2 separate regions of the Homo sapiens genome follow, and region 1 is linked to region 2. The links are chromatin loops, found by intact Hi-C in ENCODE. Cell type or tissue: natural killer cell. All regions are shown on one strand. Each heading gives the region's core, and the rest is flanking DNA. Links, peaks and the distances in the headings are about the cores only. Region 1 overlaps C10orf67 (chromosome 10 open reading frame 67). Region 2 has its middle 91 kb from the start of OTUD1.

The links. Hi-C counts contacts between places; a loop is a spot of excess contacts. Peaks named below come from ENCODE experiments on the same cell type or tissue, not always from the same donor. Only the 100,000 strongest peaks of a DNase experiment are listed, where the experiment ranks them.
Region 1: a loop joins it to region 2, with 13 times the contacts of the local background. A loop is called at or near these places in 106 of 110 quality-filtered maps.

What each region holds. Positions count from the first base shown.
Region 1 is chr10:23,307,837-23,323,443 of GRCh38, forward strand. C10orf67 (chromosome 10 open reading frame 67) reads right to left here. Exons shown (of 16, transcript NM_001371909.1): 3 at 14,558-14,701; 4 at 12,905-12,979. Among named protein-coding and RNA genes, the nearest start is that of C10orf67-AS1, 28 kb to the right of the region's middle. In natural killer cell, for the core only: CTCF peaks have their summits at 7,126 (motif pointing right) and 7,326; a DNase peak (open chromatin) is centred at 7,135.
Region 2 is chr10:23,522,359-23,537,965 of GRCh38, forward strand. No RefSeq gene overlaps it. Among named protein-coding and RNA genes, the nearest start is that of OTUD1, 91 kb to the left of the region's middle. In natural killer cell, for the core only: no CTCF peak of the experiment used is centred there; a DNase peak (open chromatin) is centred at 7,893.

The DNA of each region.
Region 1 (15,607 bases), core at 3,422-11,421, 220 kb before region 2:
TCAAACTCCTGAGCTCAAGGGATCCGCCTGCCTCAGCCTCCCAAAGTCCTGGGACTACAGAGCCACCGCTCCTGGCCTTAAATTTTGTGATTTTTAAACAAGAGTATTGATTATGTATATCTAGTCTTTACATCTATTCTTACATATGTCTACAGCTCAAACACTCTGCTAAGGTCAACACACATTTATTCTACTAGGGCCCTTAAGTGTTACTAGGCATTACGTATCCAACAGATCCAAACAGAGTTCAACACCTTCACTGTCATCCTTTCTGCGTCCCCTTATTAACAGCAGCATAAGCCAGAAACCCATTTTAAGCCCCTTCTTCTCTTTCACGAACTAATCAAACTTGTTCGATCTACCCCTAATTCTGTACCAAACCTCGTCACCTTCTTTCCTGTTCCACTACAATCTTCGTACTTGCCTTGTTCACCTGGATATTGTAAAAGCTTCTTAAAACTAGCCTCCCTGCCTCTTGTTTTGTCACTTCCCTCCAATCTTCATCCAGTAGCCAAATAACCTTTCTAAAATACAGCTCTCCCCATCTCCTCCTACGGGCTAACATCCAACTCCCTTAGCCTGGTATACAAAACGGCAGCCTTCATGATCTGCTGCCAACTTACCTGGCCAGCATCTCATGCCAGTCTTCTCTCCTCTTTCTTCACCCAAACTGGGCATTTTATCAATACTGATACACTCGGCATCCAACTTCTCAGAAACACCACGTTGCCACAGGTCTCTGTGCCTTTGTACTTGGAGTTCCCTCTTAGCCGACCCAACAAACTTTTGCTTGTCATTCTAGCAGAATGGTATTAGAGTGGGATAGCCTGAGTCTGCAGACCAGCTCTGTCAGCTTGGGACCTTGAACAAGTTTCTTAAACCCCGAGTGTCTCAGTGTTATCATTTGTAAAATGGGACTATTAATAATAATACCTGAATTGTGAGAATTAAATAAGATAATGCATGTAAGCAATTTTGGATAGTGCCTACAACAAAGACAGCCCCCAGTAAGTATTATATCCCAGCATTTAGTCCTGTTGTGGCTATTTTTCATTCAAATCCAGATGCCACCTGCTCTGGAAACCTTAGCACCGGTCTCCCACCCACCCACCTTCCACCCCTATGTCCTTTCTCTATCCTGTGAACACTCTTCTTGGGGTCACTTTATTATTTGCTTACTTTCTAACTAATTTTTATGTTCTGAATAGGTTGGGTTTATTTTACTCTTAAAAAAGATACCTGCGCTTATATGTTTATTGCAGCACTATTCACAATGGCAAAGTCATGGAACCAACCTAAATGTCCATCAATGGTTGATTGTATAAAGAAAATGTAATATATTAATATATATATCATGGAATACTATGCAGCCATTAAAAAGAATGAAATCATGTCCTTTGCAGTAACATGAATGGAGCTGGAGGCATTATCCTAAGCAAATTAATGCAGGAACAGAAAACTAAATACCACATGTTCTCACTTCTAAGTGGGAGCTAAACAACGGGTACACATGAACATAAGGACGAAAATAATGGACACTGGGGACTCCAAAAGGGAAAAAGGTGGCAGGGAGACTAGGGTTGAAATATTACCTATTGAATACAATGTTCAATATTGGGGGATGGATATACTAGAAGCCCAATCCTTACCATTATGCAATATACCCATGTAACAAGCATGCACATATACCCTCTGAATCTAAAACAGAAGTTTTTAAGCCAGCAAAACAAAGATTGCATGACAGCGCAGAAACCAATGCACTAAAAATTATGAGAAAGTGATGCAGGCTGTTTAGGGAATGATGTTCTGACTGGTGCCAAGTCATCTTCATCAGAGCATGTCACGGAAGTGCCCTGGGAAACTCATTTAAAATCTCACCCAGGTACCACACTGAGAGGTGCTTGAGCCAGCCTGCCTTCTGGATGGGCTCGGCCACTCTGGACTTCAGGACAGGGAGGGCCACAATTCTTTGGAAGAACAAAAAAGTTTTACTTTTACATGCTTCCTAACCTTGTTTTATTAGTGCAGACTCAAAGATTCCTCTTTCAGTCGGTCCTCAAACTTCAGCTGAAGCAATTGTTTGAAGAACCCAAAATCCACCTGGAGGGATTTACCTTTGGCTTTTCAAAAAATGGTTGTAAGGTCCAAATACAATGAATTCATTTTTCTTCATCTCCTGGAATGTTTCTGATGTTTCACTAGTGTTTATGGAATGAGCTGGACTCTGTGGGAGATAGCAGAAAGCAGTGTGATTTTCCCACACTGCCCCTGCAAATCTAGTTTCTAGTCTCATAGTTCTCACCTTTTAGGACTTTCAGGAAGACACCATGGCTTTATTTTTTTAACTTAGTAACAACTTTAACCTTAGACAATGACAACAAAATAAAAGGAAGAAAGAAAATGGGAAGAAAGCAAAAACCAAAACCAAAACAAAAAATTCTAGTCTAGCCAACTCTCACCCATTAATGCTTCTGTCCTCCCACCACTCTGGCCCCCCTTAGATTTGGCAGTCTGCAGTGGAGGAGAAGGGTTGAGCCTCTCTTTCTTTTATTTCTGCAATTTGAGATTCTCCAACTATCTGGTGCAGAGGAGAGGGAGAAACGTTAAGGGAACAGAAACAAGTGTCAATTGACAGTAACCTGCTGCCTTTGGTTCCCAGGAGGGTCCATGCTGGCCTGGCATCCTGCAATGCCCTTCACAAGAGCAGTGCCTCACTGGCTTCTGTCCTAGGACCTGCCCTTCTGCTGGCATCCTGTCACCTCTCCAGATGGTCCTTGTCAGCAGGCTTCTGCCCCATCACCCCTCCTGCTCTTCTGTGAAATTTTTCTGGCAAGTCCCATACCAGTCCTCACATTCCTCAGACCCAGGAATGCTTGTCAAGCTCTCCAAGAGGTCTAAAACTCCACTCTTGCTTGGCTCAAAGGAGAAATACTCTCTTTCTCTCTCCCATTTACAGGTCAGCACTCCATGTTGCCTGCTTTCCCCAAAATGGTCCTCTTGACCAGCTTTGTCCATTTCCAAATTCAAGATCTCTCTTATATTTCCTGGAGATGGATGATGGGCTAGTACTGGCCAATTAAGCTGCTCCACCAAGTCCTGGAATGTCCTTCAAAGAACATCCTGCTGGCATCTATTTTTTTTTTCTTTTTAGATAGGGTCTTGCTCTGTCACCCAGGCTGGAGTACAGTGGCATGATCGTTGCTCACTGCAGCTTCTAACTTCTGGGCTGAAGCCATCCTCCTGTCTTGGCTTCCCAAGGCACTGGAATTACAGGCATGAACCACCACACCCAGCCACACCTCACTTTTGAGCAGTATTTTGTTATTTACTTTTGGGGCTTTGGATGAAACTGAAACCCAAGAGTCCCATTTTAACATCCCATCTTAGGGTGGCTTACTAAAAAATGTATTACCCTTTAGTTTAAATCCCAGCCTAATCATGTGACCACTTGTCCTTCATCGAGAGGTTCTTTCTGACAACTGTCAAGTTGACAGGAGCAACAGACATCCAGGCCTGAGGGCCTGAGTATGACAAAGTTCAATCAGGCTGCACAATTCACTTATCAAACACAGGAGTTTGAAATTCCAGCTTGGGGCCGGGCACGGTGGCTCATGCCTGTAATCCCAGCACTTTGGGAGGCCGAGGTGGGTGGATCACCTGAGGTCCGGAGTTCGAGACCAGCCTGACCAACATGGAGAAACCCCGTCTCTACTAAAAATACAAAATTAGCCAGGTGTGGTGTCACATGCCTGTAATCCCAGCTACTCTGGAGGCTGAGGCAGGAGAATGGCTTGAACCCGGGAGGCAGAGGTTGCTGTGAGCTGAGATCATGCCATTGCACTCCAGCCTGGGCAACAAGAGCGAAACTCCATCTCAAAGAAAAAAAAAAAGAAATTCTAGCTTGGGTTCAGTAACAACATCAAAATAGTTACTGCCTGCTGTTCAAGGAAAGTGTTTTTGGAATTTCAATTGTCTCATTAACTTTCTAAAATAAAATTTCTATATTTTGGTGCCATCATTCTCATTAAGGTCCCGGTGTTAGTTTGCAACATTTAAACTAGGGAATAATTACTCTGTGAACATTTAGATTGACTAGGACAATACTGGATGGGAAGCAAGTCAATTGCTTACTTCAAAGGCGATATATCAACCTTTTTAGATAATGAAGGTTTTTATAATAGAGATATTAACTTTTATCATTTAGTTAAGATGGTGTCAGTATTAACTTTCTTCACTCTAAAGTTAATAAGTATTATACTTACTAATTAATACATGTTATACTCCTTAATTAATATGCATTTACTCCCAGTTAAAGTATTAATATGCATTGGTAGGGAGATATTTTAGTACTTCCGTAAGACAAACTTTTTCCTGAAATAAATAAATGCATTAGTTATTCACTTATTTACTTATAACAGTGAGCTCATGGATTCCTATTTTACTCAAATGGTTACAATTCATAATTATCATTATTTATTTTGATGCATGGATTTTCCCAGATTGGCCAAGTGGAATGAAGGAAGCCCCTACCAGCTGACTCCTGTGTTCTGACATGCCTTCATAATTTTTTGAGCATTTCCTTGCTTCAGTTACGACAAATATTGCAGGTCCTTCTTCCATTTTCCCTGTCCCTGCCCTGGAGTTGGCTACTCCTCCAAAAAGCCCTGGTTTCTTTTAGTGTAGAATATCATTTAAATCTAAAAGCTGAACTCTAGGTGTACTCATTGCTATAGGAGTGTCACTGCCTCTAGGCGCTCTCCATAGACAGAACTAGGATATACATAAATGTATCTACACACTTATATATACACATTCACATACATCTATATAGTTGCATATATGTATCTGTGATGATTAATTTTATGCATCAACTTGGCTAGGCCATGGTACTCTTTTTCAAACGTTAAATGTTGCTGGTATTTTTAGATGAGATAAATATTTAAATAGGTAGCTCTGAGTAAGGCAGATTACCCTTCATACTTCCATCATGTAGATGGAGCTCATCCAATAGGTTGAAGGCCTTCTCAGAAAAAGACTGAGATTCTCTGAGGAAGAAGAAATTCTCCTAGAGGACTGCGTTCGGACTCAAGCTATAACATCAAGTCTTTCCTGGGTCTCCAGCCTGCTGGTCTGCCTTGCAAATTTCAAACTTGCCAGCCCCCATAATTACATGAACCAATTCCTCAAAATCTCTTTTATCACCTCCCCACCCTCTCTTCTCTTTCCCTGTTTTCTCCCCATCTCCCCCAAATATTCATTGTCCTTCAGGGCTCAGCATAGGAATCACCTTTTCCTAAAAGTCTTCCTTAACTATTCACCCAAATTGACAGAGAGTTATGCACCCACTGGGTACAAACCTCCAATGTGGACTGTAATTGCTAAGTTTATTATCTCTCTTGACCACTGGATTATCCACAATGAGTACAAGGACTGGCTCTGGGCCTGTGCTGGAAAATCAGACAATGGGTGGATGAAATGAATCAAAACGTGAGTGAAAGAACAGTTAAAGACCTCGACATTATGGATTGCCTTTATTCTAGGAAATTTCCACTAGGAATTCATGATCTATTTCCAGTACCATGGTGTAGGTCGAGATATCTTGACACTCTTCTTGATCATATTCAACCCTTTATTCAATAAAATTTGTCAAAAACCTATTACATGCCACGCAGTCTGCTGGGAGAAGAATACAAAGATGAGTAAGACTCGGTCCCTGCTCTGCAGGAAGAGTCTAGTGGACAGATCAATATGTACTGGGTAAATGTGATACAATTCACTGTAGCTATTATACAGCAGAGAAAGAGCAAGAAGGGACATTATGTGAAAATTCCAGGGAGGTGGTTAATAACTTGAGGAGAGCTGAGGGAAGCAGGCGACGGCCCAGTATTGTGGGAGGGTAAAGTTTTAGCTAAGAAGTGGAAACAGATAAAAGTGAAGACATAAAAGGACCTTCTAAGCCATGCTAAGGCACTTAAACTTCATCCTAAAGGCATGGAGGAAACACTGAAGGATTTAAACAGGGCAGGATATGGTCAGACTTGTGTTTTGAACGACCACCCAGATGACTGGGCAGACGATGGACTTAATGAAGACCAAAAGGGATAAGAAGGCACCAGCCACAGGCCAGGTGAGCAACGCTGACTATCGAAACTAGTTCAGAGGCAAACAAGACGTGGATTTAGGAGGTAAAAAAACTGGCAGGATGGTCAGGCATGGTGGCTCACGCCTATAATCTCAGCGATTTGGGAGGCTGAGATGGGACGGTTGCTTGAGCCCGGGAGGCAGAGGTTGCAGTGAGCAGAGACGGTGCCACTGCACTCCAGCCTGGGAGACAGAGCAAGACTCTGTTTCAAAAACAACAACAACAACGAATACCCAAACAACCAAACAACAACAAAAAACTGGTAGGATTCAATGGCTTACTAAATATGAAAGATGAATTTGTTATCTAGTGCTGCATAAAAGTTTTACCCCAAATGTAGTGGCTTAAAACACACACGTTTGGCCAGGCACGGTGCCTCACACCTATAATCCCAGCACCTTGGGAGGCTGAGGTGGTAGGATCACTTGAGGCCAGGAGTTTGAGACCAGCCTGGGCAACATAGTGAGACTCGTCTCTAATGAAAAAGAAAAAAAATTAAGTTAAAACACACACACACACACACACACACACACACACACACACACACACAAACTTATTATCTCACAGTTTCTGTTGGTCAGGAATTCAGGTAGGTCCTCTGTTCAGGGTCTCCCAAGGCTGCAATTAAGGTGGTGTCCAGGGCTTTGGTCTCATCTGAAGCACAACTGTGAAAGGATCTGCTTCCAAGCTCACTCAGTTTGTAGAAAAATCCACTTTTTTTTCAGCTATAGGACTAGAGGCTTCAGTTTCTTGCTGTCAGCCAGAGGCTATACTCAATTCTTTGCCACGTGGGTTTCCCCAACATAGCCTCTCACATAGCCAACAGAGAGACTCTAGCAAGACAGATACTACCCTTTTATGTAACATAATTACATACAACTCTTTATCTTTGCTGTATTCGATTGACCAGAAGCAAAAGTTAAATAAATTTAGAAACTTGTTCATAGCTGAAAAAAAAAGTACAGGTACTTGTGACCTTAACTGGTCTCCAGAGGGCAGCAGAGAGTCATTTATACTTGTCAATCTACAAAAAGTGTATATAGCACTTCGTTTTATTTTCAACTTTCCTCTGTTCTTCCTTATGACTAAGCCTTAACAAACTGGGCGGCCAGGATCTGGAAGGCTGTCTGAGGTCATGGATCAAAGTGATGCCAACAAGCCAAAGCAAAGATTCCAATAATGACTTTAATTTAATTTAATATAAACAATTTTTTCTTAAGTCAACTAACCACAATTAAGCATATTTAACCAACACATATTTATGAAAAACTGATGAATACGAAGAATTTAATCATTTCATAGCTTTCTACTCCTAGAAGTATAAAGCATATGGACAAAGAGTAATATTCATTATTCAGCTATATTTTTGAACATTTGATATACATTAGAAATAGATCAATGTCCCAGAAATTGTAGAAGACACAAAGAACTATAAGAGCATGTGTTTTTTGTTTTTTGTTTGTTTGTTTGTTTGTTTTGAGACAGGGTCTTGCTCTATCACCCAGGCTGGAGTGCAGTGGCATGATCATGGCTCACTGCAGCCTTAACTTCCTGGGCTCAAGTGATACTCCCACCTCGGCCTTCCAAGTAGCTAGGACCCTAGGCGCATGTCCCCATGCCCAGCTGATCTTTTTGTATGTTTTGTAGAGGCAGGGTCTCACTATGTTGCCCAGGCTGGTCTCAAACTCCTGAGCCCAAGTGATCTGCCTGCCTCGGCCCCCCACAGTGCTAGGATTATAGGCATGAGCCTGGCCAAAAGCATGTTTTTAAAAACCACGAAATTCTGACTTACTCTCTCATTATAAACAAGAATAATACCGGATAAGATAGATTAAATGCATCTTTTTTTTTTCTTTTAGAGACAGGGTCATGCTCCGTCACTCAGGCTGGAGTATAGCAGCACAATCATGGCTCACTGTAACGTCAGACTCCTGGGTTCAAGCAGTCCTCCCACCTCAGCCTCCTCAGTAGGTAGGACTACAAGCATGTGCCACCATGCTGTCACAGGATCCTTGGGGTGTTGCTTTGCCAGCCAGAAACCTCTGTGGTCAGTGGCACTTTTGCCTGAGTTTTGCCCAGGCCTGCTGTGCTCATTCCACCCGCTTGGCCGGGCAGGCTGTGCTCGGCTCATACTACCAGCCTGGATCCCATGCCTGCCAAGGGCAAGCCAGATGCAGAGTGACAAGGGGTGCATGAGTGAGTGCAGGGTCCAGCCACTACACACAGCTAGGCATGCCAGCTGCAGCAGGGCAGGCAGCACCAGGTGCTGACAAAGGTGCCAGCTCCCTGCAAGGCTGCAGCTGGACCAGGTATACCACAAGTGGCTTCCACTGCTGGCATAGGGGAACACAGTGGCACCTGGAAGCTTGGAGACACCAGGAACTGCAGAGCCCCAAAGAGGGTGTCACAACACTGGCTCAGGGAGCTCCTAGGTCTGGGCGCCCCCAAGGGCTGCAGCTCTTCTCTCCGTCTTGTTGCCTGCAGTGTGGTGAGCGAGGGGTGTGTTTCAGCCCTGTTTTTATTACAGCTTTTTTAGTCCCACCATTTGGTGGGTCCCAAGTTCTCGTCCCACACGCAGGAAGAATGAGATATGCAGACAACTGGAGGGTGAGTAAGGCAAAGAGGTGCTTTATTGAGCAACAGTACAGCTTGCAGGAGATCTGAAGTGGGTAGCTCCTTTCTGCAAGCAGGTCATCCCAGCATCTGCTCAGCTCCCAGCTAAGAGAAGACCCACAGTGGGTAGCTCCTTTCTGCAGGCAGGTCATCCTGATATCTGTTCAGCTCTTAGCTGAGAGAAGACCCCACAGCGAATAACTCCTCTCTGCAGGCAGGTCATCCCCACTTCTGCCAGAGTCTGGCTGAGTCTAGGGTTTTTATGGGCTTCAGAGGGGAGGAAGCTCATGCTGATTGGTCAATGGGCAGCCATAGGTGGGCCTGAAAAAAGCACCATAAGTTCTCACTCCAGTCTGTGGAACTGGCAGCCTGGCCCCCAGGCTTCAGGCCACCCCTGGGTTGAAGGTGGAGCTTCACCAGCGACACATCCCTTTCCACTCGGGAGCCTGTCGCTTCCTGCTGCTGTTCATGGTGCCCAGGCTGTTCATGCCAAGGGACACCTGCAGGCCTGTGCTGTGCCACCCTCAGTGCCCCCTTGGCCTCCCTCCCATGCTTGTTGGCACCCAAACTCTGGAGGGGGCCAAGGCAGCAGAGGGCTGGTGTGTCAGCACCATCCCAAGCACACACACACCTGGCTGGGTCATAACAGCGCCTGGGCTTGGCCACAACTTTGCTTCAAAATCAGAGTGGGTGCCAGGAGTGAGGAGAGGCCAGGCAGCAGGAGTAGGCACTTCCGAGCCTGTGGGAGCAGGGGGGCTTCCTAGGCCCCCAAGAGCACAGGGATGCCTGGGTCTGCAGCCATGGCTGGGCAGCTGCAGCTGCCTCTAGGAGCGTGGAGCTCCCCCATCACCAACTCAGAAGGTGAGCACCACTCCTGCTTGTTCCTGGCTCCTGCCAGCTTAGTAGAGTGTACAGCCCTGGCCATATCTCCCCTGCTGCAGCCGGCATCTTTGCAGCAGCTGCTCCAGACAGGCCACTGCTGAAATGATTACATGGTTTATGGATGAAAAATGAAGTGACAAAAAATATTTATTCTCAGTTGCATAACTGTTTACATAGAAAGCCCCAAAGAGTCTATAGAAAACTTATTAAAATAAACACAAGAATTTAGCAAGATTTTTGGTTACAAAATCAATATATATAAAACTGCTACAGATAATGCTCATTTTCCCTCCTTCCCTCTTTCTCTTTCTTCCTTCCGTCTTCTTCCATTAAATATTAATTAGGCCAGCACAGTGGCTCATGGTTGTAATCTTAGCACTCTGGAATGCTAAGGCAGGAGGATTACTTGAGGACAGGAGTTCAAGACCAGCCTGGATAACATAGCAAGATCCCATGTCATATATATATATATATTTAAATTAACTGGGTGTGCTGGTACATGCCTGTAGTCCCAGCTACTCAGGAGGCTGAGGCCAGAGGATCACTTGAGTCCAGAAGTTTAAGGCTACAGTGAGCTATGAGCACACCCTACATTCCAGCCTGGGAGACAGTGAGATCCCTGTCTCTAAAAAAAAAAAAAAAAAAAAAAAGACCCAAAAATAAAAAGCAAAACAAAGAAAAAAAAAAAACAAATTCAATGAGTCGGGAATTAGTAGAAGCACAGCAGGGATGGCCTATCTCTCCTCTGTAAGACCTGTGACCTCACATAAAAAGAGTCTACATGGCTGGCAGCTGGAGTCATCTGGACGCTTCTCCACTCATATTTTTGACTCCTGGGCTGGGGTGACTCAAAGGCTGGGCTCAGATGAGCCTGGAGACCCAGTAGTACCTACATGTAGATCTTCCATATGGCATGGGCTTTTGTCAGCATGGTAGCTCAATTCAGGGAGGGACAATGTAGAGGGGAAACATTCAGAGTGAATAAGGATGAACTTGCAAGACTTCTTTTGACGTTAACTTAAAAGTCACGCAGCTTCACTTCCTCCACATTCTGTGTTTATCAGCAAGTCACTAAGGGCAGCCCTGATTCAAGGGAGGGGAATCAGATTCCACCTCTTGATGGGAGAGAAACATTGCACAAGAGCAGGTAAGTGGGAGACAGTGTCACAGATGCCTTTGGAAACACAGTTTGGCACAGAGTCACAGAGATCGTTAGCAGAGCAATCTGTCCTGGGATGTTTTCAGCTGCAAGTAACTGAAAAGCCAACTAACAGTGGCTTAGACACTGAGGGGTTGTTATCTCATGAATAAGAGGCCAGAGGCAGGGCAAGTCCAGGGTTACTTTCATGGCTCCATGACATTACCAAGGACCCCTCTGCTTCTTATCTTTCCACCTTGCTACCTTCAGCACATCCAGAGTATCTCAATGTTTGGTTTCACAGTGGCTGCAGCAAATCCAAGCATCAGAAGGAGACATAAAATGTCAAGCAAAGAAAAAGAAAGGGTCTTCCATGAGAACCCTTTTTTTTCTTTCCAATTTTTGTTTTAGGTTCAGAGGGTACATGTACAGGTTTATTACATGGGTAAATTGCACGTCACAGGGTTTGGTGTACAGATTATTTCATCATGCAGGTAATAAGCATAGTACTCAATAGGTAGTTTTTTGATCTTCACCCTCCTCCCACCCTCCACCCTCAAGTAGGCCCCTGTGTCTATTGTTCCCTTCTTTGTGTCCATATGTTCTCAATGTTTAGCTCCCACTCATAAGTAAGAACATGCAGTATTTGGTTTTCTGTTCCAATATTAATTTGTTTAGAATAGTGGCCTCCAGCTCCATCCATGTTGCTGCAAAGGATGTGATTTTATTATTTTTTATGGCTGTGTAATATTCCATGGTGTATATGTACCACATTTTTTTTTATCCAGTCCACCGTTGATGGGCATCTAGGTTAATTTCATGTCTTTGCTATTGTGAGCAGTGCTGCAATGAACACACACATGCAGGTGTCTTTATGGTAGAATGATTTATCTTTCTTTGGATATATAACCAGCAAAGGGATTGCTTGGTCAAACGGTAGTTCTGTTTTAATTTCTTTGAGAAATCTTCAGACTGCTTTCCACAGTGGCTGAACTAATTTACATTCCCATCAGCAGTGTATAAGCAAGTGTTCCCTTTTCTCTGCAACCTCACCAGCATCTGTTATTTTTTTGACTTTTTAATAATAACCATTCTGACCAGTGTGAAGTGATATCTTCAGGAGTCCCTTTTACTGAGAAAGAACAACCTCCTCCAAAATCTCACAGCCAACTCACCTTCAGGTCTCATTGGTTAGGGACCTGACTTTGCCTATGTCTGTGCTATAGCTGAAAAGGGAGCTGGAAGAGGAAGAATCTAGCACTTTGGCTTCTATAGTTGGAAGTGCCCCTGTCAGTAAAAAGCAGTGGGGAGAATGTGCAGTGGAGAGAATGACATTTGAGTAGGCGTCACCACTGTCTGCCACAGGTACAGGTGACCATTCATGCATTTAGCAATCAGCAGCTGGTTGTTAATTACGTACCAGTCACAGCGCTAAAGGCAGAACCACAGCAGAGAGTAACACACAGGAGATCCTTAAGGTTGACAGTCTGGCATGGAACGGAGATACTTCACAAGCAATTACATAATTAAATACAGATGTGTTGAGTGCTATGATAAGAAACTTGTAAACAGTGCCCAAAAAGAAGTATGCAAAAAATTTATTTATGGAAGTATATTGAAATGCGAAGTGAGAATATAGTTATAAATGCTAAACAAAGCACAGAGTCTTTGCTGAGTCTAAGAAAACCACTAAAGGCAGGAATTTTCCCATTGTGAAGGAAAATGAAGCATGTGTCTGGCAGATAGAAATGTCCCTGTCATTAGAAAAGTTAATCCACCAAGGGTCAGAGACCATTCACTGGAATTTACTACAGATTCTCTGAACTCTCTCTTAGGACCATCTGACCTTAGTCTATTCAGCTATGGCCTCACCAAATAAACTTTGGATTACTTTGGTACATGCCCAGGTGTCCTGAATACCAGATTAGAATTTTCCAGTTTCTGGAAAGCATTATAATGTGAGCATAAACAGTCCTAGGCCTGATCCCTCTAAGGTGACCTGAAAATCGAGGAAACAGGCCTTCAGAGCTGGAAACACAGACTGGGAAGCCAAGGTGATCCCCACTCCTTGCACACAGCAGCTGAAGCTAGCCTTGCCCACAACTACGGCACCAGAAACAGAAACTCACCTGGTACATTCCTTTGATAACAGCTATGGCATCAGCTAACTGCTGATTGAAGGATTTTCTCATCTTATCCTCATTCTGCAAACAAAAATAAATGCAATAAGCACCATAATGTATTTCCAAATATGACCCACACCTACTAGGGAGGGACTCATAGTAAAAAAACATCATCTGAATCATCACAATCTATTGAAAACTTCAGTTCATAATCATTTCTCCCACCCTGCAGCCGTTATGACACATTTTATTTTTACTTATACTCAACCAAAAGCAATAGAGAGATCATATAGATAAAATATATACAGATAATTTGAACACTTCATTTCATTTTTCACTTGAGTAAAGTCTTTCAGTGCCTTCCTAGAATTGCTTTTAAAAGTAGTAAAGTCTATTTGTGATGCCTATCTTCTTCTAGTCCTTGTACTTTTTGAATGGAATATGCTCATGAAAAGAAATCTATACAGCTAGTCTGCAAACTAGAGTTATTTTCCGATTAATCAAATGATTTGATTAGATCTGTTTAGATTAACAATAGAAGAGAGTGCATTAAAAATAATACCCATGATTCTCATATCAATTCTGATTTCAGCATGGAGTATAAACAAGAAATAGGCTTTATACTTTTCTAAAAAAAATTTGTTTTTTAATTTATTTTGTAGAGATGGGGTATTGCTTTGTTGCCCAGGCTGATCTCGAACTCCTGGGCTCAGACTATCCTCCTGTTTCAACCTCTCAAAGTGCTGGGATTATAGGCCTGAGCCATCGCCTCCCAGCCTCAAATAGGCTTTAGAGTCAGATGGTATTGAATTTAAATATCATTGCTCCCTTTAACTATCTGTCTGACCTTAAGCAAGTTACTTAACCTTGGCAAGCTGTTTCTTGATCTGTAAATCACGGACAATAGGATTTCCATTTTAACATTTTGAGAGATTTAAAGAGTAAATATATTTTAAGGGCTTAGCATGGTACTTAACATGGTGTGGTCAGCAAAAGATGGTTTTTGTTTGCTTGTTTTTATGGCACAGAAATAATAGTAATGTCCGTTTGTTTTGTTTTTTGGTTTTCTGAGACGGGGGTCTCGACTTGTCACCCAGGCTAGAGTGCAGTGGTGTGATCATAGCTCACTGAAGCCTTGAACTCCTGGGCTCAAGTGATTCCCCTGTCTCAGACTCCTAAGTAGCTGAGGACTACAGGCCTGCAACACCACATCTGGCTCATGCTTTTATTCTTCGTAAAGACAGGGTCTCACGATGTTGCCCAAGCTGGTCTTGAACTCCCAGCTTCAAGCCAGCATCCCACCCTGGCTTCCCAAAGTGGTAGGATTAGAGGCATGTGTGCTTGGCCTCTCCTGTTTTTTAACTGGTGACCTTGAACAAGTTAATTAGCCTTTCTGTGCCTCAGTTTTCTCATCTGTAAAAGAGGGAAAATAATTGTGCCTACTTCATAAGGTAAATGTGAGAATTAAATCAGTTCATATGCTAAGTACTTACACAAGTCCCTGACACATAGTGAAGCTCTGTGTATTAATTACCACATGAGACACAACTAATGCAAATTACACTGCCCTCACAAGTTACTAAATTCTAAACTGCACTGCATACACATCTAAGCACAGTATCAATCCACATAAAACAAAAGAAATAAGAGAACATTTACCTGTTGATAATGCTTTTCAATTTCTAGGATCCTGTCATGCAGAATGGTGAAGAGACTCAAAGATTCCTCTTTCAGTCGGTCCTCAAACTTCAACTGAAGCAATTGTTTGAGGAACCCAAAATCTACCTGGAGGGATTTCATCATCTAAAAATGGAAAATATTATCCTTAGCGAAGTAACACAGGAACAGAAAACCAAATACTGCATGTTGTCACTTGCTAAGTGGGAGCAAAATGATGAGAACTCATGTGCACAAAGAGGGGAGCAACACACACTGGGGCCTACTTACGGTGGTGAGCGGGAGGAGGGAGAGGATCAGGGAAAATACCTAGTGGGAAGTAGCATTAGTATCTGGGTGATGAAATCATCTGTACAACAAACTCCTGTGACATGAGTTTACCTATGTAACAAACCTGCATATGTACCCCTGAACCTAAAAGTTAAAATATATATATATATACACACATTAAATAAAAATGGAAAAAATGTACATTATGATAGAGAGTAAAGGTCCTCTGTGTAAAAATTCCAATTCATTCTCTGGTTCTGGACATATAAGCTGGGTTCCTGGTCAGAGGTCTGTCCTGATTTTTAAGATGATTGTATGCATTGTGGAATTCCAGTAATTCCATCCTAGGTGGCCAGGCTTTCAAAGTGACAATTAATTTGCCAAACTAAGATATGATGATGGACTAAAAGACAAGAGTTTCCTAGCAGTTTCTTCCCACACAGAAGAAAATATCTGTGTTAATATTGGCCTTGTCATACCTCAAAAGGTATAGTTCTCAAGATGTGGATTTCAGATCAGAAAAGAGAGGCAAGAATCATCATTTGCTGAGAATCTACTAGCACAAGCATTTAAATATGTAACCAGCATGTTGACTAAGAACCATTTGTAATAATCAAAACACAATGTATTTTTATCTGCCCCCATCTATTTAAAATGTATTCACTAGGGCTCCCACCTGTAATCCCAAAACTTTGGGAGGGTAAGGTGGGTGAAACTCAGGTGAGCCCAGGAGTTTGAAACCAGCCTGGGCAATAGAGTGAG
Region 2 (15,607 bases), core at 4,667-12,666:
GAACTCTAATTGAATGAACACCCACACATATCAGAGAGGATTCCCTCGCTCCTCTGTTCTCCCTTGATCTTGCAGTCATGCTTCCCCACTTTCCTCATTGCGTCATAGTAATTTGTTTTTCTTCTCTATTACCCTGCCAGGAACTGGAACTCCATGAGGAAAGGATGGTTTTTTATTCATTTATGCACCCATCTTCGAGCCCAGTGCTTCTAATATGAGTCACTTAATAAATATCTTTTTTAAGTGATAGGGTCTTGCTATGTCACCCAGGCTGGAATGCAGTGGTGCAAGCATAGCTCACTGCAGCCTTGCACTCCTGAGCTCAAGCAATCCTTCTGCTTCAGCTTCCTGAGTAGATAAGACTGCAGGTGCGCACCACCATGCCAAGTTAATTTTTAATTTTTTTTCTGTAGAGATGAAGTCTATGTTGCCCAGGCTCATCTTGAACTCCTGGCCTCAAGTGATCCTTCTGCCTCAGCCTCCGAAAGCACTGGGATTACAGGCATAAGCCACTGTGCCCGGCTGATAAATATCTAATTAATGCAGGGTTGAATAGGTGATTGAATACATGAATGGAATCAGTAGGCACTTATTTATTTGCTTTAGCATCTATTAAATAGTCACCATCTTGTGGGTTGTAGTTACTGTACAACTGAAGTGTTTGTAGGTGTTTGACATGCACATTTGAAGTAGCATGAAAAAGCCACCTGACTAGGCAGTGTGATAGGATTACTGATTTCTGCTGATAGCCAGGCCTACCTCACTCCGGGATTCTAGAATTATACTTTTGCATGGAATATCTCTCCTTGTGCTAACTCCTGATTTGACTTGCATCACATCACCAAAGTGTTTCCGGTCATCTAGGTCTTTTGGAAACTCTGGGGCCAAGAATCCTTGAAAGACCTAAAGGAAGCATTTTGAGGAACTGGGCCCCCTCGTGGCCTGTCCTTGGCAGGGGCTTTGGACTGGTATGGAAGTCTCCCATATCCATGCGTCTGGGCAAAATGCAAATGGCAGTAACACCACCAGCTCCTTATTTCTCACTGATGCTGGACAGAGACCCAGCAACCTTTACCCTGGAAGTAATCAAGTGGTTTTGACATGAACTCTGAGGTGGGGCTTGGTTTTTCAAGAAACCCTCTCTCCTGTCAAGCCAGGTCTATTCTGGATGCCAGGACCAGAGAAGTGGCCACCACCACGTGGAGCAGTTGAGACCATTGGTGAGGTGAGGATAAAATAATTCATTGTCTTGCTTTCATCTCTCATTGGCTGAGAGAACATAGGCACGTTACTTTCAGCTATGAACTTCTCAACTGTAAAATAAGAGGGTTGACTCAAGAGGATCTGAAAAGCCTTTTCCAGCTCTGTCATTCCTGCAGTACTGTGGATTTTTCTTTTAGGGATGAAAATGGGTTCCAGTGCAAGTTGTTGTCCTCACTCTAAGGAAGCCCTGGCCAGCCACTCCCTTCTCCTCTTGAGATAACATTTTAGTTATCATCTTTCTCAGTCACCACCTCTGTCTTACAGTTTTTATTTTTGACATCATTGTTTTCTTATTTACATCAAATGTGTGTTAGTTTACAAACATTCTGAAAAAAGTGAAATCGACTCAGCATAGATTTATGTGGGTAATAACCTGCAGCACACTGAAGCAAGTGCATGGTATTAGGCCGTTCTCGCATTGCTATAAGGAAATACCTGAGACTGGGTAATTTACAAAGAAAAGAAGTTTAATTGGCTCACAGTGTTTCAGGCTATACAGGAAGCATGATCCTGGCATCTGCTCGGCTCCTTGGGGGAACCTCAGGAAACTTACAATCATGGTGGATGGCAAAGGGGGAGCGAGACCTCTCACACGGTAGGAGCAGGAGCAGGAGCAGGGGCAAGAGCAGGGGTGGGGTGCGGGGGCAGCGAGGTTTTACACACTTTAAACAACCACATCTCATGAGAACTCTCTCACAAGAACAGCACCAACCAGACGGTGCTAAACTATTCATGAAGGATCCACCCCAGTGATCCAATCACCTCCCACCAAGCCCTACCTCCAACACTGGGGATTACGATTTGACATGAGATTTGGGTGCAGACATAGACCCATACCATATCAGACATGAACAGGAACAGACAGGGCTCTGTCCCCCAGGATCACACAACCTGGCAGAAAAGTCTGTTAGCTCCATTGCTACAATTCCATTCTAAAGACTGTAGGTGCTCAATAGCATTTCTTCTCCCTCCCAACCTGGGAATTTTATTTATGCTGTAGGAGAGGAAACTATCTTTTCCTCACCCATCCTAGGTTCCTGGCTGAGGCCCCTGTAACAAAAGACAGATTAACAAAATAAAACACATACAAATGTATTTAATGTAAGTTTTATGTGACACAGGAGCCTTCATAGGGAAATGAAGATTCAAAGACACAGTTAAACTCAAATGTTTTTAAAAAATATTTTAAAATTTTTATTTGAGATGGAGCCTTGCAGCATTGCCCAGGCTAGTCTTGGACTCCTGGCCTCAAGTGATCCTCCTTCCTTGGCCTCCCAAACAGCCGAGATTATAGGCATGAGCCACTACATGCAGCCAAACTTGAGTGGTTTTTTATAGCTGGTTTGATCAAGAGTGGACAGTTGTGGAGAAATATGAGTGGGAAAAAAGGGTATGATCTAATGGTAATAAACTTGGGGAAACTTAGCAAACCTATTTGTTCAAATTCTTCCATGTCCCTGTGTCTTCAGAGATTTTTTCTTTCTGGGTATAGGGTGGGTAGCTTTCACATGAGATTCTTATGCCCTGCTTCAGGAGAGGACAAATGAAGGCCAGAGAGACCTTCCTGTTTCTGCTGTTTTCACACATTCCTTCAGCTTGAAATATTCAGTATGTCAAGGTGCCATACTTTGGGGTAGGGTGTTTGGAAATCACCAGTGCATTTCAAAAGGAATATGAAGACGTTACCAGTGGCTATAAATACATAGAGTAATGGTCATTTTCTTTTCTTTTCTTTTCTTTTTTCTTTTTTTTAAGCAAAGACTCTGTGTACCTTCTATCTGGTGTTAGTTTGGTTAGGTTCTTTTAGTTTTGTAGAATTGTTATCTTGCTGTGATTATGTTCTTTTAACACTAAGGAAAACCATGTAAAAAGCAGGGTGTTCAAAATTCTGGGGACTAAGACTTGGAAAGAAATAGGCCCAGCAAGCCAGTTCCGCAGGGCTGTCATTAGAGAGTTGACTTGGGTGGCACAGAAGGCACCATAGTGCCCTCTAAGGGTGGTAGTTACTGAATTATTGTACTTCGCTGACATACTGTTTACTCATTAAAGGTCTTGGAAAAGCAGAATTTTAACTACCTTTGCTCCAAGAGAATAAACTCTATTTAGAACAAGGGAAAGCTTTCTATTTTTACCCAGGAAAGAGCTAACCCAGGTGTGGACTGGGAAAAGACAACTTCCTAGGTTTTCACGGTGAGGTTCATTTTGTGATCTGGTAACAGGTCATAGAATATCACATCCTTACACCCTACACCGTTAAGCACAAAAGACTTCCAAGGAAGATTGCAATGATTTTTGGATAGCGCTCACCTCTGCTTCTCTATTTTATTTCAAATATTTCAAATATTACAGAGTTGATAGCATCACACACACACACACACACACACACACAAACACACAAACACATTTTAGAGATTTTTTTTTAACAGTAGTTTGAGGTTCACAGCACCCATCACGTGCATGGCTACCCCACTATCAACACCTCCCATCGGAGTGGCATTTTTGTTGCTTGATGAACCTACAGTGACATGTCATTATCATCTAAAGTCCATAGTTTACATTAGGGTTCACTCTTGTTATACCTTCTATGGATTTAGACAAATGCATGGTGATGTGTATCCACCATTGTACTATCATACAGAGTAATTTCACTGCCCTAAAAATTTTCTGTGCTCCGCCTAATCATCCCCCACCCCCAACCTCTGGCATCACTGTTTTTTTTACTGTATCCACAGTTTTGCGTTTTCCAGAATGTTATATAGTGGAATCATACAGTATGTATATTAAACTAAACATGCTCTTATAAAACTAAACATTTTTAGCTTTTTAGGCTTTTCAGATTGGCTTCTTTCACTTAGTACTGTGCATTTAAGTTTTCTCCATGTATTTTCATGGCTTGACAGCTCATTTTTTTTTAGCACTGAATAATATTCCAGTGTCTAAATGTATCACAGTTCATTTATTCATTCACCTACTGAAGGATCTCTTGGTTGCTTCCAAGTTTTTTAGCAATTATGAATAAAGCTGCTATAAACATCCACGTGGGCCAGGTGCGGTGGCTTATGCCTGTAATCCCAGCACTTTGGGAAGCCAGCACGAGTGGATCACTTGAGTCCAGAAGTTTGATACTAGCCTAGGCCACTTGGCTAGTGGTGCGTGCCTGTAGTTCCAGCTACTCAGGAGGCTGAGGTGGGAGAATCACTTGAGCCAGGGAGGTTGAGACTGCAGTGAGCCATGGTGGCACCACTGCACTCCAGCCTGGGTGACAGAGTGACAGAGTGAAACCCTGTCTCAAAAACAAACAAAAATCCATGTGTAGGTTTTTGTGGGGACATAAATTTTCAGCTCCTTTGAGTAAATTTCAAAGAGTGAGATTGCATGGTAAGAGTATGTTTAGTTTTATAAGAAACTGCCAAACTGCCTCCCAAGTGGCTGTACCATTTTGCATTTCACCACCAATGACTGAAGGTTCCTATTGATCTACATCTGGAATTTGGCCATTCTAATAGATGTGTAGCAGGATAACATTATATTTTACACACTTTATAGTTGAAATTTGGTTGGTTACCATTATTTATTTTTTGGTAGTTTGATTGTTCTGATTATTAGTTTTTGATGTCAGCTGGGCACGGTGGCTTACGCCTGTAATCCCAGGACTTTGGAAGGCCTAGGCAGGTGGATCACGAAGTCAGGAGTTCGAGACCAGCCTGGCCAACGTGGTGAAACTCCGTCTCTACTAAAAATACAAAAATTAGCTGGATGTGGTGGCATGTGCCTGTAATCTCAGCTCTTTGGGAGGCTGAGGTAGGAGAATTGCTTGAACCCGGGATGTGGAGGTTGCAGTGAGCTGAGATCGCGCCACTGCACTCCAGCCTGGGTGACAGAGCAAGACTCCGTCTCAAAAAAAAAATTATCAATGTCATTTATCATTAATGAATATCCAGAAAATTGTGTCAACTTCATTTGGATGTGAAAAATACTACATGATGTGCTTGCTATTAAAGAATATTTAATTAGGAAAAATGTCATTTTAGGAAACATATCTTTTTATGTAACTTATCCCATCTGTCTATTACCATGATGTCTGGGCTCTAATTTCCTCTCCTGAATTGCTTGCTCTTTCAAAGTAGAACATCATTTTGTTCACTTTTGTGTTCTCTCCAATTCTTTTCACATGCCTCACACAAAGAAAGAGTGTAATAAATGCTTGACTAAATACCTTGTATTTTAGAAAAAAAAAACCTATGATATAAGCAATTAAGCAAATCATTGGCCCACTTGTTACTTGATGAGACAGGTCAAGTACCTTGCACCTGGTAATAGAGCTAATAAGTGGTAGAACTTGGGTTCAAAATCAGGCAGTTTGATTCTAGAGTTTCCCATCCATAGTCAGGCGATGTATGTATTAGTAGCCACCCCCACCCCCTAACTGATATCTCCTCCTTTTCCCTCCTATAGGAGCAGTGCTCCCTCGTACACAGGTATCCACACCTCCTTTATACAGCCCATTTGCTGCGGGGAGCTGATTCTGTTCCTGGCTTCTGAGATGGGGCATGTACCTAGGTGGAGCCTATACCAATGAGGGACAACTATTCCCTGATCAGAGTTATTGCATCAGGGGTGGGTAGCGAGCCTGAGACCATGTTTGCTGAGTAATTTCTGGTAAAGAAGTGTCCTCTGTTTTGGAAAACTGGGAAAGCAGCTTCTTTCTCTATCCTTAGATATAAATGGAGGCAGGGCCCAGGTAGTTGTGGACAGCCCAAATAGGACTGCTGGGATTGAAGATGACATTGCCAAAGGCAGACAGATGTTGAACTAAACTTGGTCTTGGATGACACTGTTGAGCAATTGAACTGAACCAATCCTGAAACTAACCTTACTTCTAGCATTCAGTCATGTGAGCTATTAATTCTCTTTTATCATTTGAGGTTTTTTTTTCTCACCCAGTGGAAACTATTCATGGCCACAGTAAGGGAAGATAATATTTCTTTCTCAAAAGCTAACTGGTTAGAACTTTGACAGAGTATAGTCATCACGCTTGGAAAGAACTAATTAGATCTCGGTATTAAAAAGCTATGTGATAACTGGTTCATGTTATATTTACAGCTCTATATTCAAATAAAACCCAAATGTCAGATGCTTGAATATGAATATAAAAATATCAGGACCTGCTGTTACTGCAGCTGAAACTGAATTATAGCTCCCTGAGGGAGAATCAATACTTTTCTTTTAAGCCAAACTCAAGATTCCTAAATGTACTTCCAAATAACAAATAATAAATGACCAAGGAAAAGATTTTTAAAATACCTCTACAGAGGATAAAAATTAGGGGGAGAATGCTACTCGTCTGTTACAAGAGTTGGAAAAATCCTCCCTTAAGCTTTTTCTATATATCTTTATTCTCCCCCAGGGTAGAGCCAATTAAATAACTTTTATGGTGAAAAATTCAGTTGTTTGGGATTAAAAAGACAAATAATCAAAGATAAAATCATTACCTTGAGGGCCAGCCATGGTGGCTTACATCTGTAATCCCAGAGCTTTGGGAGGCTGAGGCAGGAGGATGGCTTGAGCCTAGGAGTTCCAGGCCGCGGTGAGCTGTGATGGCGCCACTGCACTCCAGCCTGGGTGACAGAGTGGGATCTTGTCTCTTAAAAAAAAATTATCACTTCGAAAGAGATTTTCTTTAAGATTTTATTTCATTGGTTCTCACCTTTAAACTAGAAGGGCAGAGCTTCTGTTGGTACAGTACTAAGAAAGTATAGAGAACAACAACAAAAATACCTTCAGAATAAGGGGAATGTGTATTGATTATTCTTGATTAGAAAACATACAAGGCTCTCTTAGTCCAAGGACGCCATTATGTTTTCCTTTTTTTTTTTGACAGAATCTACAGGCTTAATACGTTCCTTTCCAGCTTGAAAGGATCTCTCCTCCTTTCTCCCCCTTGATGCTCTATCTTGAATAGTCAAACAGAATTATAAGATGCTTTTTAAATTGGGAAGAAAACAATCATTTTCTGCTTTTGTTTTCTTTGTATCAGGCAGAGGCAAGGGCCTCCAGCCAGCTAATGTGATGGACACGGTATCTGGAGAGTCCTGCATTTCAAAACTTACTCTAAGGAAGACTGCTTTGATTTTCAAAGTCTCTAGTCTACAGAGAGATTGAGCTCTGGCTGCAAGACACTGTCTATCATAGAGCCACATGGCGACATTGCCGTAGAGAAGAGACATAAATAACCACAACTGCCAGAAAATAAAGCTGGTAATCTCTAGAAATGCCTGGATACATTAAAATGAAATATAACCCAGTACTCTGGTTCTTTAGACCCCGTTGAATACTTTGTTCTCAGTCAGCTGATAAAATTTTAATTTATTATTGCGTGTTTATGATGAAATGTAACATAACTCATTCATTGTGTCTGTTAATCCTCTCATTCATAAAAATAGCATATGTGTTGATGATCTACATTAAAGTAATTGTTTACCATGGGTAGTATTATAGCGATAATCTATAAATAATGTGAAAGTTTGTAGAAAATTAAAGTATATAGAACTGTAGAAAGAGATAAATCTTTAAATATTTAAGGTTTTGATCTGCTTGTATAATGAACTGGTGTTTTAGCCATTTGAGCCACCTAGTGGTAATATACATGAGATATGATTTCTTATTCTGAAAAAAAATGTAAAAGTTTAACAGTTTCCAATTTAAAAGGAATAAACTAAGTAAAGCGAATCATAACCATTATATATTATACATTCAGCTTTTGAATTATTACTTATTGGTAGAAGATTGACTATTAGAAAATAAATTATAAAAACAGTTCTTTGCTTATTTTGTTTCTTCTAATAGAGGCCACATAGCCAAGAAAATTAAAATTATAAAAAATTATAATTGAAGGGGATATTTGCAATATGTATAAGAAAGAAAAAGCAATCAAATATTTAGTGGACTAAAATGAATAATACACTTTCCAACTTAATTGTATTCCAATGTAACCTTTGATAAGTGGTCTTCAGTGTAGTCATATTCTCTTAAGTCTGTCTTTTAGCCAATCATTAGTCTGTCTTCTTATATTCAAGGAACAAAACTGAATCACTAATCTGCTCAGTGATCCATTAGAAATACTCTGTAACTGATCACACTGTGTCTAATTTTAGATTTCTTTTACTGGGAACTGTAGATCAAAGCAAGTTTCCATTTTGGCTCTATTCTGGTATAATAACTTCCGGCAGAGCCAAATCATGAAATACTGCTAACTTCACGTGTTAGAATCCACATTCATCTTTGCCTTGTTAACTTTTAAGGAGCTTTTTATTTATTGTTCCAAGAATGCCAGGTTCTTTGGTTTCCTGCTTTCTTAAATTGCCATGTGTCTCTAAATAGGTTTTTTTCAAAATCGGAATTAGCACAAAGATAGATAGATTTGTCTTCTTTGAATTCACCAGCCTCCCTACTTGGTAGGATTGCAAAACTATCTTATGAACCCAGCAGAGAAAATATCCTCTCTTCTTGATGATCCTGCTTGTTGGAACTCTGACCTCTCCATTTCTTCTGTGGTTTCACTGGGTAATCTGAAGACAAGTCTTCACATGTGGTTCCTGGAAGCAATGACATCTAAAGTTGATCTAAAGTCGAGAGGATTGAAGCGTGCCAGCCTGAGAGCAGACAAAACCTTTAAGGAGTAATTGAGCAGGGTAAAAAGGGAATAGACTCTAAAAGAGGAAGAGCTTCCCTGATACATAAGGCACCCAGGAAGATCTGTGGGGGAACAAGATAATGGAGGGAGAATTCTGCTACAACAGAATGGTGTCTGTTATTTTGCTCCCCTCCCTCCACCTTTTTTTAGAAATACCATTTTTCTGGATAGAATGTGTGGTTGTGGGGTAGACGTGTTTCCTAGGCTGGGCCAATCAGAGAATTACCTGAGTCGTTTTGAACTCAGCTCTAGTGAGAAGTCTGAGATATTCTCTGGTGTCAAACTCAGGAGATGTGAATTGTGGTGCTGCTTCCTGCTTTGTGGAGAAAATCAGTCCAGAAGATGAGATGGCAGCTGACAGCAGAAACAGGCAGAGACATAGAGCAGGGAACATGCCTGAGCCACGCTTTTTGGAACCAGTACATTTCCCCTTTTGCCTCAGCTAGTTGGAGTTGGGTTTCTGTCACTTACATCCCAAAGAGTCCTGATTAGTACAGAGCAGATACTGCCTGCATAGTCAAGTAACTTGTTCAAGGGTTATCAGTGAACAGAACATTCTGGAAGGTAAGGGAAAACAGCAGGTTCCAGAGTCCCAAGAATCAGGAAGATGATGATCAGGAGGAAGACCTGATAATAATCAAAACAGGGTAAGTGACTGATTTAATATTCATAAGACACAGAGACGCAAGAGGATATGAACTTTTCATTTACCTTAAAATGCTCATTCCAAACCATGCAAGTTTCCTTCATTTCTTTTCTCCATATTAAAATTTTTACTAATATATCATGATGACTAACTTTTGCAAGTAGGAAGTACCAAGATGCCTAATAATAGCTTCTGGGTTGGGGCTGATGCTAGCTGTAGCAATATCGCATCTCTTATGCCCATGGCTCTATCTCAGTAAAACTGCCCCATTTAGTAAATGAGGATTTTCCAAAACCTTCGGTCCCCAGCCGTGTTTGGTATCAGGTGACCTGCTCATCCCCATCCTGTCCCCATCTCACTCATAGTTTATTAGGCCAATTTGAAATTTCAAAAGTAGAGTCTTCATGAAATGAAGACTAAACACAAAATTCCAAAACGAACTTCAAAAACCCACAAAGACTGCAGAACCGTAAGTAAACTTACTTAGGGAATATGAGGGAGCAGGGCTTTTCTTTCTTCTGGGTGCATTTTTAATGCAGAGTCACAGATATCAGCCAATGCTAGGGTCTAGCTCCTGTTCAGGTGGCCTTGGTTTCCCATCTTCATCTCATTAGCCACAGGCTCTTTGAATGAGCTTATTAACTATCATGGCTTTAGCTTCCACCAAGGTGCTAATGGCTCCCAAATTTCCATCTCTAGTACTAAACTCTTTCTTTCTTTCTTTTTTCTTTTTTGAGACAGAGTCTTTCTCTATCACCTAGGCTGGAGTTCAGTGATGAGCTCTCAGCTCACTTCACCCTTGACCTCTGAGACCCAAATGATCCTCCCACCTCAGTTCCCCAAGTCACTGGGACCGCAGGTGTGCACCACCATGCCCAGCTAATGTTGTTTCTTTTTTTGTAGATACAGGGTCCCCCTATGTTGTCCAGGCTGGTCTCAAACTCCTGGGCTCAAATGATCCTCCTCAATAATAACTTAATTGTATATTTAAAAATAAGGAATGTAAATGGATTGTTTGTAACTCAAAGGGCAAATACTTGAGGGGATGGATAGGGTTATTCTCCATGATATGCTTATTTCACATTGCATGCCTGCATCAAAACATCGCACATACTCCATGAAAATATACACCTACTATGCACCCATAAAAATTTAAAACCATAATTTAAAAAAAAGAGATCCTCTTGCCTCGGCCAAAGTACTGGGATTTACAGGCATGAGCCACTGTGCCAGGCCCTAAACTGCTTCTCAAACTCAAGACCTGTGTATATAATTGTGTACTGGACACTTTTTCTCATAAGTCCCAGGGAAACCTCGAAGTCAATGCGTCTCACAATGAAACTCTTCCTAAGTTCTTCATAGTCCCTGTGTCAGGGAGTAGTATCATTATCTACCTGATTGCTTAAGCCAGAAACCTGTGAATCATCAGTGATGCCCTCACTTATTGTCCCCTATGTCTTCTCAGTCATTATGATACTTCAACGCTATTTCTATTATTTCTGAAAAGCACCTCTTTCTATCCCCAGTACTACATTCTTAGTCAAGATTCTTCTTACTTTTTGTATGTCTTCTTATAACAGCCTCCTAATTTCTTTTCTCAGCCTTGAGTTATTCACCTCTCACTACCATTCTCCTTTCTGGAGTTAACTTTCTAAATTGAAGATCTCATAATGTCAGTTTAAAAATCATTCATGAGGCTGGGTGTCATGGCTCATTCCTGTAATATCTGAACTTTGGGAGGCAGAGGCAGGGGAATTGCTTGAGGCCAGGAGTTTGAGACCAGCCTGGGCAACATAGTGAGACCCCCGTCTCTATTTAAAAAAATGAAAATGAGGGCCAGGAGTGGTGGCTCATGCCTGTAATCCCAGAACTTTGGGAGGCTGAGGTGGGCGGATCATGAGGTCAGGAGATCGAAACCATCCTGGCTAACACATTGAAACCCCGTCTCTACTAAAAATATAAAAAAATAGCCGGGCATGGTGGCGGGCACCTGTAGTCCCAGCTACTCGGGAGGCTGAGGCAGGAGAATCACTTGAACCTGGGAGGCAGAGCTTGCAGTGAGCCAAGATTGCACCACTGCACTCCAGCCTGGGCAACAGAGGGAGATTCCATCTCAAAATAAATAAATAAATAAATAAATAAATAAATAAATAAATAAATAAAAAGAAAGCGAAAACATTAGCCAGGTGTGGTGGTGCAAGCCTGTAGTCCTAGCGATTTGGGAGGCTGAGGTGGGAGGATCACTTGAACCCAGGAAGTCATGGCTGCAGTGAGGTATGATTGCACCACTGCATTCCAGCCTGGGTGACAGAGTGACATGCTGTGTCAAAAAAAAAAAAAAAAAAAAAGAAAAGAAAAAGAATATCTTGCATGAGATCATTTGCTAAGGAGCCATGAGTTCTTTTGCATGACCTTTCCATCCTGTCCAACATGGTGGTTAGCCAGTCCTTCCCTTCAACTCCACATTCCAGCCAGGCTAGTTGATCCTTAAATGTGCTGTGCTCCTTCCTGCCTCGGTGTGCTAGCTGCTCCTTCTATGAACATCCTCCCCACTGCTTCTGCCTGCACGGCTTCACAATTCAGCTCAGGTGCTTCCTCCTTTAGACAGCCTTAAAGTTTTTTCTCTGTGAACACGTCTACTATAGACTTGCTGTGCCATCATCTGTTTACTTCTGAGTTTCCCCAAATATGTTGTAAACTTCTTGAAGCTAAAACCAGCACCTGGATGTTCAATGAATAATCAAATAGAGTATTTTATTCAACCGGTAAGTTCAAAGATGATTAAAACCACGAACTCTTTACTAATTACCCTGTTTGGTGTTTACACTCTGGGCAGAATCAATTCTGAAACAAATAAGAAAAATGAAGATAGCAGTGGTGCTATATTAGTATTGATAAAAGACACTGCAAAGGAGGAACCTCCTGCCATTATCCACCCACTTCTAGCAGAAGAGATTGGTGGGTGAAAGAAATGAAGTATGGTAACCTAACCTGACATATGCTAGGGTGGGCGGAAGGCAATCATTGCATTCTGATGGAGTAATACCTAGGTAGAGGTTCTGCTCCATTGTTAGCTGTTAAGCAGCTGTAACAAACATTGGCAGGTGTCTGAACTTTAAAAGCCTTTGATTGTCCAAAAAAGACTGGAAAATACCTTTCCAGAAGAAAGAGAGGAGTTGTGTAGCATCCTATGAGGACTCAAACAGAAGAGTGGATGTGACTTGGATTTTTATGCTCCCAACTCAGAGGAGTTGGCCGGGTAAGCTGTTTTCAGTTTGTTTTCTGTTTTATCTATTTACGCTATTACTCAGTAACATTTAGCAGATAGCTAACAAGATAGCATTTAGTCTTTTTTTTTTTTTTGTATTTTTTTAAAAAATAGAGACAAGGTCTCACTATGTTGCCCAGGCTGGTCTCAAAGTCCTGGGCTTAATGATCCTACCACCTTGGCCTCCTGCAGTGTTGGAATTACAGCGTGAGCCACCATGCCCCACCAGCATTTAACTCTCTCTAGGTCAACTATATTAATCCTTAAGATCTCTGCCCCTTTCTTTCTGGGACACTTACCCATCTGAATTATCCACAAGAGATACCCTAACATTTACCCTCCATAGAGGGGAGCTAGAGATACATCCAAGGGATATAAAATAGAGGACCTATCATACTGGTCAAATAAGAAATTTTCAGCAATATTTATTTAGCACCAACTCAGAAGTTGCTCTAGAATTCCTATAAAAAGGGGATTAAGGACATAATTTGTTTGAGTGGGGAGGGGCTGATGGAGATTATGTAGTAGTAGGTGAAGCTAAGTCTTTTCTGAGTCCTTGAATCCCCTTCTTGTGTTGCCATGGTATCTATTTTCTTACTGTATTATGCTGGGCACTGTGGGAGATTTTTTCAAAAACAGGTTGTTAAAGATGAACCCTGCTCTCAAGAAAATTAGAGTTGAGCTTGGGGAGACAGAAATAATAAATTTAAGAGGCTGTTAATTTACCAAGAACAATTTTCTGAAGACAACTGAGGTACAGGAAAATTCTAATGTAACTTGATAGATGAGAGTCTAACAATTTTAATAGAGTAAATTTGGGGTCCATATTATTGCAAGATAAATGAAATAATGAGGTGAGCCTTCGTGTCTGGTTGACCAGGAATTCTGGGTCTGACTACACTATTTAATGCTTTCAGATACAAGTTGGTACTCCTTGGTGGCCATTGTGTTTAATATCTGGTTAAATATCAATGAGAATCATTCTGGCTCTTGGGCTTGGATGAATTTTCAGGGCAGTGGCAGGGATTCTGGGAATCCCTTGGTAACTTGGTCCCCATTTTTTCAGCCTAAGGCAGGGCGATTGGGCTGAGAGATGACTGGGGATGTGGTCATACTTCCTTTATTTTCCAATTTCCTAAAACAGGGTTGCTTGCAGTCTTTCCACCCTGTCTTGCCCCCTTCTGTATCTCATGTGTCTCCTCTCCAGAAAATGAAAACTTGCTTGCTCTGCCCCATTTGAAAAATGGGGTTGAGCACAGAAAAAGACAGTGCCAATGTCCAATTGCATTATATCTGAATTTACATTATCAAGGGGCATGTTTACTAAGGGATTTTCCTATAATCATGTTCTCTTTGAGTTGAAAGAAATCAAAGTATTGCCTTGAGGAGAAAGAATTAAGATATAATTATTGTATAGGGTAGATATGTGTGAGTAATCAAAACTAAGGTTTTTGAGCGCATACTATAAGCCAGACCCTGTTCTAAGCAATTTATTTCTCGGTGGCCCAATGAGGTCTGTACTATTAATATCCCCATTTTAGAGATGTGGAAATTTAGGTATTAAAAAATGTAATCTTTCCCAAGAGCATGTAGCTAGTAAGTGACAAAGTTAAGATTTTAACCTCAACCAGTCTTACCCTAGAGACCACATTTTTTAACTACAATGTTATTGTGAAGTGAACAAGTATAGGTTGCCATGTTTGTGTTTTGTTTTGTTTTTAAATTAGCTCAAATTCACAGCTGGACCATAATAATTAAAAATCTTAAGAGCTAGCTTTGTTATAAATGAAAAGAACACATTGAGGGTAGGAAAACCCTGCAAATACTTGGAATTTTGATTTTTAATTTCTAAAGAAATTCTGATTTGATTTCTAATCCTAGCCTCTTAGGTTTTCCCAGAGGCATCTTGCTATCTTACTTGTCTTTTCTTTCTCTAGAATCTTCAGTTTTTCTCTTTTGATTCCTTTCTCTTGCCCATGTCTACTCCATCTTGGGAAAAACCATGAGTGACCTAGTCTTGACTGTACCTGCTTTCTCTAGTTTTTTAAAAATACCTGTTTCTCCCTTCCACTCCCTCCATTTCTTCAAGCTTCTTCTCTTGAAGGTCCAAGTAACCTCTCTGTGAAGTTCAAAGACATTTGTCATTTCTACTATTTCTTGCTCCTTTATTTCCTGTAATACTGGAAAGTCCAGCACCTTTGCTTCTTTTTTCCTTTTCACCTCTCGTCTTCCTCCCACCCTCTCACTGTGGGTTTCTCCAATGCTTATTTCTTAGAACTCTGCTGTTCTTTTGATACATTTTCCCCTTTGCAAAGGTCATCTGTTTTCAAAGTTTCATCTCTCCCTTTCATACAAGCTCTTTTAGATCTATCTATACCTTTGTCATTTCCTCTTACATGAATGCCAGTATTTATTTCCAAATTCTTCCTGGAAATTTCCATTTAAATATTTTACGGTCACCATTAAACTCAAAGTGCACAAGCCTGAGCTTATAATCAGTGTTTTCCACATGGAAATAAATTTTTGAAGAAAGATGAGGGGTCTATTGGGAAAGAACTCACTTAAAGTTGAGAAAATTGCAATTAGTAAAATATCTAATTATTATTTTAATAACAATAATAATAGAAAAACACAAAGCATGTGCATTAAACCTGGCACCATTTTAAGTACCTTATATGGATTAACTTATTTAAACCTTAAAACAGTTATTATTCTTATTTTACAGTTGAAGGAATTC